Regions from separate parts of the Homo sapiens genome. Here region 1 is linked to region 2. Evidence: chromatin loops called from intact Hi-C (ENCODE). Cell type or tissue: Caco-2. All regions are shown on one strand. Each heading gives the region's core, and the rest is flanking DNA. Links, peaks and the distances in the headings are about the cores only.

Region 1 (8,762 bases), core at 1-2,500, 100 kb before region 2:
CGATAACAATAATTTATAATAAAATAGAATTATAACAATATACTTTAATAAACGTTATGTGAACGTGGGCTCTCTCTCTCAAAATAACTTATTGTACTGTACTCATGTACTTTCAGACTATAGTTGGCCACAGATAACTGAAACCATGGAAAACCAGACTGTGGGTAAAGGAGGAACTATTGTATCTTTGTTTCTGGGACAGGCTCCTATAATCTCCTTTATTATAGCAATTACAACACAGTTGGTCTCTAAACCATACATGGGGTAGGAGTAGAAAAGAGCATGGTGATAAAGCATTGCAAAGCATTTGGACTTAAAGATAGCTTTAATGACTCCACTTTAAAAAAAAAAACCAGAGAGACAACGTCTCACTCTGTCACCAAGGGTGGAGTGCAGTGGCATGATCACGGCTCACTGCAGTCTTAACTCCCAGGCTCAAGTGGTCCTCCCAAGCAGGCCTCAGCCTCCCAAGCAGCTGAGACTACAGGCGCGCACCCCTACAGCCTGCTAATTTTTATTTTGTAGAGATGAGGTCTTGCTTCGTTGCCCAGGCTGGTCTTGAACTCCACATCTTAAGGAATCCTCCTGGCCTCTGCCTCTCAAAGTGTTAGGATTACAGGCAAAAGGCACTGTGACCAGCTGACTCTACTTTTTTTTGAATCGTTTTTTTTTTTTTTTATTTCAAAAGCAATGAATATTCATTTTAGAAAACTTGAAAAATGTATAGAAAAAGAAAAGAAAAGTAAAACACTCATATTTTAACCACCACAGAACAACATAGCACAGGTGTGTAGTGGAACTTGCTGAACCTTTTTATATTCCCTAAACTTCCTACAGAACAAAAAAGGGCAAATATCACTTTGAAAAGTAAACAAAGAAAAAAGAGTGGGATAAGAAAGCTTAAGCTGAACAAAAATGACTGTCTTGGAATTTGTCCCCTCTATCTTTCCACAAATGAGAATAAAAATAAAGATAGGGCAAAGTCAAACTGCAGATGTCCTGCTGTGAAGGTGTGATTACATTTACAATGTGACCAACAGGATCCTGTGTTATAGTAAGAACGCAACATAGAAACACTTTTTAAAATTATTTTCTTGATGAAACTCAGTAACACAGCTTTCCCACTGTGTCTTACCATTCACTGCATAGTGCCTGTCTTGCTAGACTTAATTATGAGTGTCTTAAGAGAAAGAAGAATATGTGGTTTGCTATTTTATTCCCAGTGCCTAGCAAAAAAAGGGCACTCGGGATATGTTTGTGGCGTAAATGAATGAACAACATCTTGGTATCATCTGATCACATCTAATTACTGTTACTTACTGCTATAATTTCTGCCTCTTTCCTTTGATATCTTCCCTCTAAAACTTGGCTGGGTAAGGGAATTTTTTGAAGTACTTGAGTTTGGTCTATGATCATCTTCTTATAAAAAAGATCATCTTATGAGTAAATGTATATTTACTCATGATGACTTCCACTTACAAGATTACTACATTATTTTATGACATACACATATTATATAGTTACCCAATAATTAGTGGTAGAAGCATTAGTTTTGGAGTCAAACAGTAATGGCTTTAAAATGCAGTTCTGACAACATAAGCTATATGCCCTTTGATAAATCGCTTAAAAATCTAAGCTTTGGTTTCCTTGTCAGAAGGGTTAATAAGAACTACCTCGGCTGGGCGCGGTGGCTCACGCCTGTAATCCCAGCACTTTGGGAGGCCGAGGCGGGCAGATCATGAGGTCAGGAGATGGAGACCATCCTGGCTAATGCGGTGAAACCCCGTCTCTACTAAAAAATTCAAAAAATTAGCCAGGTATGGTGGCGGGCACCTGTGGTCCCAGCTACTCGGGAGGCTGAGGCAGGAGAATGGCAAGAACCTGGGAGGTGGAGCTTGCAGTGAGCTGAGATCACGCCACCACACTCCAGCCTGGGCAACAGAGTGAGACTCTGTCTCAAAAAATAAAAATAAAAAAAATAAAAAAAAGAACCACCTCACAAAGTATGGAGAATAACATGAGATAACTTAGGCTACACATGTAGCTTTACACTTGGTACATACATATTAATTTCTTTCCCTTTCTTCAGAAATTTCTTCATATTTAAAAATAGTCTGTATCATATATACTTAAGACAGGGAAGGGGAAAAGAAACCAAAAATTCCATACTTGGGATTTGTTTTTCTTTCAAACTTCAGGCTGGGGCTTCAGAAATTCTAATTGAAGGAAAGTAGAAAGCTGTCAGTTCGCTAGTCTAGTCCTCCACCGGTTTGGGAGGGTGGTAATGGCAAGAATTCATGAGCACAAACAACTTATCTTTCTTTGATTCTTTAACTCATTAGTGATCAAAGCAGAAAGAAAAGAGCTCAGACCTCAGCAACTTCAAGAAAGAAAGAAAAAATAGTAAGTAGGAAGACAAAATTCTTTTTCTAATTTTTAAATTTTTTGTATAAATGGGGTCTCTTCTGGCCTCAAGTGATCCTCCTGCCTCAGCCTCCCAAAGTGTGGAGATTACAGGTATGAGTCAAGACACCTAGCTGAGAAAATTCTTTTAACAAATTAAGAGACATTGTAAGGTGGAAAATACAATTTATTACCATAATAAACACAGTATACACTCTTACCACTGTTAATTTCAATTAAAAAATATTACATCACGTAACATTAACCTGGCAAGGAAAAGTTGTATTACTTTAATGTTTAAAAGTATTAAACAGTTCTGGTAAAGAATGAAATGTTGATGGTAAAGAATCATTGAATCTATTGATGCCGTATGTAAAATGGCTTTTATGCATAAAATATATTTCATATTTTCTTGGTTAGGCTTTCCATGAATAAAAATTTTGACAGTATGCATGCTTTATAACAGAATACTCATTTTCTGCTAAACTTTTCTAATGGTTTAGGCACTTGAGGTTGTGACATGTGACAAGACTGAGAACTAATCTAAGGTTTCATAATTAAATCGAAAAGCTTTAGGCTGTCTCAGCCCTTTGGGAGGCCGAGGCAGGCAGATCACCTGAGGCCAGGAGTTCGAGACCAGCCTGGCCAACACGGTGAAAACCCCTCTCTACTAAAAATACAAAAATTATCCAGGTGTGGTGGCACACACCTGTAGTCCCAGCTACTTGGGAGGCTGAGGCAGGAGAATTGCTTGAACCTGGAAGGAAGAGGTTGCAGTGAGCTGAGATTACACCACTGCGCACTCCAGCCTGGGCAACAGAACGAGACATTGTCTCAAAAGAATAAAAAGTAAAAAATTTTTTTCAAAAAAAGCTTTAAGATAAAAAGCTCTTACTTAAAAATGGAGAAAAACTGGGTGTGGTGGCTCATGCCTGTAATCCCAATGCTTTGAGATGCCAAGGGGGGAGGATCACATGAGGTCAGGAGTTCCAAACCAGCCGGGACAACACTGCAAGACCCCTTCTCATTTTAAAAAATTAGCCAGGCATGACCGGGCGCGGTGGCTCACACCTATAATCTCAGCACTTTGGGAGGCTGAGGCAGGCGGATCACGAGGTCAGGAGATCAAGACCATCCTGGCTAACATGGTGAAACCCCGTCTCTACTAAAAATACAAAAAAATTAACCAGGCATGGTGGCGGGTACCTGTAGTCCCAGCTACTTGGGAGGCTGAGGCAGGAGAATGGTGTGAACCCAGGAGGCGGAGCTTACATTGAGCTGAGATCGCATCACTGCACTCCAGCCTGGGTGACAAAGCGAGACTCCGTCTCAAAAAAAAAAAAAAAAAAAAAAAATTTAGCCAGGCATGGTGGTACACACCTGTAGTCCTAGCTACCTGGGAGGCTGAGGCAGGAGGATTGCTTGATCCCAGAAATTTGGCAGTGAGCTATGATCATGCTACTGCACTCCAGCCTGAGTGACAGAGTAAGACCCTGTCTCTTTTTAAAAAAGGAGAAAAACCTACTTCACATTTACATATTTAAGTGTAAAAGCTGTACCAGCTTTTGGGCTTTATTAGACTAAATCATAGTTATTATAAACATGTCCTGTGGGTGCAATGTGGACAGTGCATCAATTTCCTCTTCCCTGAATAGATTAAGTATGATTAAATTTAAAATAAGGGACACAAAACAATACAGAATTATAAAAAGGCTTTAAAAATAGTTCCGATAGCTATAACTTACATATAAATTCAGTGCAAAGAAATGAAAACATAAAACCCTTGCATCCCTAGGGTGTAAAGATAATGAAATTATGTATAATTTAAAACTTATTTTAAAATTTTAAAGCATTATTTTACTATGATGAGTTTTTTTTGTTTGTTTTTTTTTGTTTTTTTCTTTTGAGACAGAGTCTCCCTCCGTTACCCAGGCTGGAAAGCAGTGGTGCAATCTCGGCTCACTGCAGCCTCCGCCTCCCGGGTTCAAGCGATTCTCCTGCCTCAGTCTCTGGAGTAGCTGGGATTACCTGCCACCACGTCCAGCTAATTTTTGAATTTTTAGTAGAGACAGGGTTTTACCATGTTGGCCAGGCTGGTCTCGAACTCCTGACCTCAAGTGATCCGTCCACCTTGGCTTCCCAAAGTGCTGGGATTATAGGCGTCAGCCACCACGCCCAGTCTATATTTAAGTATTCTAATAGTATTATAAAAGACTAGAAATAGGATTGAAATATTAATCAAAGAATGGTGTTTTAATTCAATTTGTGATTTCACCTATACTCATATCATTAAAGGGAAATAAACTTTTTCTATTTCTAACCTCAATTTCCCTTTGGCTAAATTTCTTTTTCTTTTTTTCTTTTTCTTTTTTTTTTTTTGAGACAGAGTTTCACTGTTGTTGCCCAGGCTGGAGTGCAGTGGCGCGATCTCAGCTCACCACAACCTCCACCTCCCGGGTTGAAGCAATTCTCCTGCTTCAGCCTCCCGAGTAGCTGGGATTCCAGGCATGCGCCACCACGCTCAGCTAATTTTGTATTTTTATTTTTAGTAGAGATGGAGTTTCTCCTTGTTGGTCAGGCTGGTCTCAAACTCCTGACCTCAGGTGATCCGACCACCTTGGCCTCCCAAAGTGCTAGGATTACAGGCATGAGCCACCGCGCCCGGCCCCCTTTGGCTAAATTTCTAAGCAAGCCTAACATTAAAATGTTTCTTAAATATTGAAAGCCTGAGGATGAAAGGTATAGTCCTTCCAACAAAACCTTCTTTAATACTCTAAATCTACTCCATTGACGCATAATAAGGTCTGATTCAAAGACGGTGATTACCCCACATAACAAGGAAAACAATATATCTTAAAAGAATCCTACTTAACAATCATAAAATATACAGTTACATACATATGCTACAAAGTTGTAAAATATACATGTAGAATCACTAAAATGTACTTACTGAGAAATAGTGTTGGTATCTACATCAACACAACTGACATCTGGTGGAGGATCATAGAGATCAAAGTATCTTGAATCAATCCCTACTATGAATGGACATGGTGCACTCAAGACATCTGCTAAAGCCAGTGGGCAGAGAGGAACATACGGGCATGGCCAGTGGAAAGGGAAAATCATCTTGGATAAACAAAAGATAGGAGAGAATTTAGCTTTTTAACACTGAAGCATAATTTATCAGCACACACAAAAAACTGTCTTTTAAGTATTATCTAAAGCCTAATGCCTGATAATGAATGAAATAATTATAACTAGAGTTAATGGTCAGGAAATCAAAACTGCTTTCAAAAAACACAAATTCATTACTCTCTGAATTTTAGTTAAGTTATATTAAAATGGCTTTAAGTTATATAAATAAACTAAGTTTAAACTAAATTGACTGCCAATAAGAAACTGTGATACTCACAGACACTAATGCTTCTGTCACACTAGTAAGCACGGATGGCCGTAGGGAATGGATAAGAATTTTATGTTCTGTTACTGCAAACACCAGTAGTGTCACAGCATTTTCAGGGCCTAAATTCTGCAGTAGTGTTGAAAACTTGCCACCACTGTCAATCCAAACAAAAATATATAATTAAAAAATAATGATCCAAACACCTCATTATCTAAAACAATGGGCAAAAGTAGTTGATTAGAGTAGGATTTGTATTATATATGTTGATTAGGGTACAATTTGTATTATATATTCACCGTTAAACATGATTGCTGCTATGATGCAGGGAAAACACTGCATCACAAACACACTATGAAAACAATGCAGTTTTAGGAGATTCCAAAATCATTCTTTTGTACTGTATTCAATATGGAAAATGAAAAGTCATCTGCTTCATTTCATATAAAAACATCTGTCATATAATGTCCAAATAAAGAATGCAATTTATAAAAGGGATGCTTTGATTGAAAGCAAATCCTTAAATGGAAGTTTTTGAACATGGCCTATCTTCCACTGTAATTATCAGAAAAACCATATGACTTACAGGCCCACTTCCCTTAAGGTAAATACACATTAAAACTTAATTTTGTGAATAATCTTTACTACTGTAATGATAATAGTAATAGGAAATCAAGAGGTACAAGATGATAAGATACACATACAAAGCAAGTTAATAATGAAAACAATAAACTTAGGCCTTCTATATAGTAACAAAATACTGAACTGACAAAGTAAATAAATAGTTCAGTAAGCCAGCAAGTATTTTGTTTATATAATGCTAAACAACTAGTTTCACTGGAATAATCTTTTAAATAAAGCAAAACTAATAACAAAAGCCTCTTGGTGAAATGAAAACATATGTCCACAAAAAAATCGGGGTAAGTTCATAGTAGCCAAAATGTGGAACTATCCCAAATGTCTATCAACTGATAAACAGATACATAAAACGTATATCCATACAATGAAATATTATTTGGCAATAAAAAGAAGTACTGATACATGAGGCAACATAGATAGACCTTGAAAACATTAATCTAAGTCAAAGAAGCCAGACTACATATTGTATGATTCCATTTATATGAAATGTACAGTATAGACAGATCTATAGAGACAGAATGTAGATTAGTGGTTGACTAGGGCTGCAGAGGGGTATGAGTATGTTAGAGATGGGAGGAATTAAGGAGGTTAACTGCCGAAGGGTAAAGAGTTTCTTTTTAGGGTGACGAAAATGTTCTAAAATTTATTACAGTGATAGCTGCAGAACTCTGTGAATATAATTATTGAATCATACACTTTAATTGGGTGAATTACATGATATGTGAATTATATCTCAATAAAGCTGTTACCTAAAAAAGTCCTTTATGTAATTTAGAGTGACATACATAGTCTCACTCATTGTTTCTAGTTTATTTTCAGCTCAAACAAAGGTTAAGAAAACATTTGTCACTCTGGGCTGAGAGCTAGTGATGAAATAATCTGCAATTCTTACAAAATTAATGTCAAAGATGGCAGCTAGTCTCCCTTAGGTATCTCCTATATAACTTAATCAGACTGTAACCATTTCTCTGATGAAAAAATTACACAGCTAATCAAATTTCAAGAAAGGATACTGTAGAGAAAACATACTTAATGATTTCTCTGAACTTCTAAGGTAAGAAAATACATTGTCCTATTCTACAATTTAATAATTAGAACTATTTTTTTTCTTTTGGGTAAAATTTAAAATTAATTGCATTTTAAAAAGAAAAAATTAATTGCATTTGAATGTTCTTCAGAGGTTAATTAAAGCTAAAAATAACTGTTCTCATCATCTACATACATAAATACACACACACACACACTTACACAATAGTAGGTATTTGATGATAATAGATACACAAAATACAAAACACTATTAGAAAAGTTTCCTTTTTTCATTAATAACTGCAACCCAAACATTAAGTAAAAGGAATTTAGAGAAGTAGTAGTTAAATGAGAAGTATTTCCATCAATATTTGAAATTTTAGCTAGGAAAAATAAAATATTTGAATGTTATGCTAGATTGAGAGAAAAATAAATAGAAATGAGGTTTTACTTGCCTTAGTGGAAGAGGTGAAGACACAGGCTGACTGAGAATCAGATTATCATGTGGTGATAACTGGAAGAAGATTTAAAATAAAGAATTTGAAACATAAAGATGAACTTTAAAACACCACTTTCTGTTAAAAATATATAAAATAATGATTATGCCCATGAAGTTTCAGTATATCCATTTACCAGTATCAGAACACTTTGTATCACTCACTAAGATCTTGAAAAACATGTCCTGACCCCTTTCAACTACTAATTCTTCTTACTGTGAATCCTCTTTTCTTCTGTCCTCAATGGTTTCCCCTGATGCCATTTTAACAAATTCACACTGAAAGACTAAATTATTCATTTAATACCATAATACCAGGGTCAAAAAACCTATGGCCTACATGGCAAATCCATAGATTGCCTGTTTTTGTAAATAAGGTTTTACTGAAATATAGGCATGCTCATTATTTACATATTACCCAGCTGCTCTTGTGCTGTAACAGAAGAGCTGAATAGTTGTGACAGAGATCAGATGACAAGTAAAGACTAAAATATTTAGTGTATGACCAATAACCAAAAAAGTTTGTTAACTTCCATCATAAAACAATCTTTTGTGTGTATTTAAACTGAATGTGTTATGTATATTCTTACACTACATTCCAGGAAACAAGACAGAAATCACATGTGGATATTCAGACTGAATATAAAGCTCAAAATATTATTTTTCTAGATATTTTATCTGTATCAATATAATAATGTAATTACTCTTATCTATGTTTTGAAATTTATGCACACACAACTTTCCCTTAACTTATTAAATAACTGCCAAAGGCACAAACTTTCAAATACCTACAACAAA
Region 2 (2,500 bases), core at 1-2,500:
GCCACTGCACTCCAGCCTGGGTAATGGAGTGAGAGCCTGTCCCCCAACAAAAAAAAAAAAAAAAAGAGTCTCTTCATTTGAACCATCCTGACTCAAATCGTTTTCCTTTTTCTTTTTTTTTTTTCTTTTGACAGGCTCACTGCAACCTCTGTGTCCTGGGTTTAAGTGATCCTTCCACCTCAGCCTCCCGAGTAGCTGAGACTACAGGTGTGTGCCACCATGCCTGGCTAATTTTTGTATTTTTAGTAGAGATGGGTTTTTACCATGTGATATAGTTAGGCTTTGTGTCCCTACCCAAATCTCATCTTGAATTGTAATCCCCATAATCCCCATGTGTCAAGGGAGAGACCAGGTGGAGGTTAATTGAATCATGGGGGCAGTTTCCCACCTGCTATTCTCGTGATAGTGAGTTCTCACGAGATCTGATGGTTTTATAAGGGGCTCTTCCCCCGTCACTCAGCACTTCTCCTTCTGCCGCCACATGAAGAAGGTGCCTTGCTTATCCTTTGCCTTATGCCATGATTGTAAGTTTCCTGAGGCCTCCCCAGCCATGCTGAACTGTGAGTCAATTAAACCTCTTTCCTTTATAAATTACCCAGTCTTGGGCAGTTCTTTATAGCAGTATGAAAACAGACTAATACACCATGTTGCTCAGGCTGGTCCTGAACTCCTGGGCTCAAGCAATTCACTCATCTTGGCCTCCCAGAGTGCTGGGATTGTAGGCATGAGCCACTGCTCCTGGCTGAAATCCTTTTTCTTTTGGGATCCTGACAGACACAGCATTAAAGAGTACTTTTGAAATACATTTTAAAATACATTCTTGATAGATACTGTCAAATTGTATTGCAGAAAGGTCATATCAGTTTACACTCCCATTAGTAGAGTATGAAAGCCTGATGAGATGGGCTCTTGAGGTTGCAATAAACTTTTGAAGGCACTCAGTTTCCTGTTTGTTATCTAGTGCCTTCCGCTCTGATGTCACTCATATACAGAAGGTTCGGCATGGGCCATCTAAAGAAAAGTCATTCATGACACAGGTGAAAATATTGAGATAAGCAGTATTATATTATTTACAAACCTGAAATTCTAAGTGCAAGAAGAGACCCTGGATTGTGTTGTGAAAACAAGTCTTTTTGATTGATGTATAGGGAAGAACACATTCTGGCTGGGCATACAAATAGTGTGGTGTGGCTAGGGAATGTCAGCTCACATGCAGGTTACAGCATAAACATTAACCTAGGAAACCAATGGGGATGCAGTGCTGTTACCCTTAAGGTCTTAGTACTCATGTTGTGGAAGAATTCCTACTTCATCTTCCTAGTCCTGACTTTAAGAGAACAGTTTTTAGGTACATGGATTATGAGAAGCAGAAAGAATCCACAAAGACATCTTTGTGGACATTCCCTGCTTCTACTCAAATGAGAGGTAACCACTGGCATTTTAATCAATGATTGCTAGGACGGGGCTGAGATTTTAGCTAAGTGATTCCCATGTTTATCCTATAGCTGACTGGTAACACAGGTAGAAACATTGTGCTTTTCCATTTTCTTACAAAATAACGAGACACCTAGTGGGCACAACATGAAAATACCGTCATGGGAGTTGGTGAATTCAGTCAATACCCAGGTGAATGATATTTAGTAACTGCTCCAATGTTTAATTCTACAAAAGTAGTTTGGGCCAGGCATGGAGGCTCATGCCTGTAATTCCAGCACTTTAGGAGGCTTAGGCTGGTGGATTGCCTGAGCTCAGGAATTCAAGGCCAGCCTAGGCAACATGACGAAACCCTGTCTCTATAAAAAATGCAAAAATGTGTTGGGCGTGGTGACTTGCGCCTGTAGTCCCAACTACCTGGGAGGCTGAGGTGGGAGGATCACCTGAGCCTGGGGAAGTTGAGGCTGCAGTGAGCCTAGATCACACCACTGCACTCCAGTCTGGGTGACAAAGCGAGACCTAGTCCTCTTAGAGAAATACCCAGGTCCAGAAATCAGACCAACCATTGACTCATACTGGATAATTAAAATATACTTATTGTCATATATTTTAAAGCACTCATAGTTTTCAAAGTTCTTTCAACACAAAGTTTCTTTCCATAACACTAAGAACATACAATAGTCTCCCCCACTGGGCTGTGGGCTCCCTTAGAAAAGGGGCCACACCAGTTTCCTCCCAGCACAAGCCTAGTGTGTAGTACATAAAGAATACATAAAGAATAGGGGCTTTGGTAGCCCCTATTTGGTAGTTTGATGACTGAACTACCCTAGCAAGTGGGATAATTTCTGTTTTTTTTCTAGGTGAGAAAACAAAAAATCAGGCCGGGCACAGTGGCTCATGCCTGTAATCTCAGCACTTTGGGAATCTGAGGTCGATGGATCACTTGAGGCCGGAAGTTCGAGACCAGCCTGGCCAAGAGAGCGAAACCTCGTCTCTACTAAAAATATAAAAATTAGCCAGGCATGGTGATGCATGCCTGTAATGCTAGCTACTCAAGAGGCTGAGA

The links. A loop is a pair of places that touch in the nucleus more often than their neighbours do. Peaks named below come from ENCODE experiments on the same cell type or tissue, not always from the same donor. Only the 100,000 strongest peaks of a DNase experiment are listed, where the experiment ranks them.
Region 1: it touches region 2 in a loop (2.2-fold over the local background); 6 of 110 quality-filtered maps call a loop at or near these places.

Annotation. Positions count from the first base shown.
Region 1 is chr15:65,723,719-65,732,480 of GRCh38, forward strand. It overlaps DENND4A (DENN domain containing 4A), which reads right to left. Exons shown (of 33, transcript NM_001320835.1): 9 at 7,924-7,982; 10 at 5,816-5,960; 11 at 5,354-5,529. Among named protein-coding and RNA genes, the nearest start is that of MIR4511, 8.8 kb to the left of the region's middle. In Caco-2, for the core only: no CTCF peak of the experiment used is centred there; no DNase peak of the experiment used is centred there.
Region 2 is chr15:65,827,805-65,830,304 of GRCh38, forward strand. All of the region lies in intron 1 of LOC105370866 (a long non-coding RNA gene), which reads left to right. Among named protein-coding and RNA genes, the nearest start is that of DENND4A, 37 kb to the left of the region's middle. In Caco-2, for the core only: a CTCF peak has its summit at 1,536; no DNase peak of the experiment used is centred there.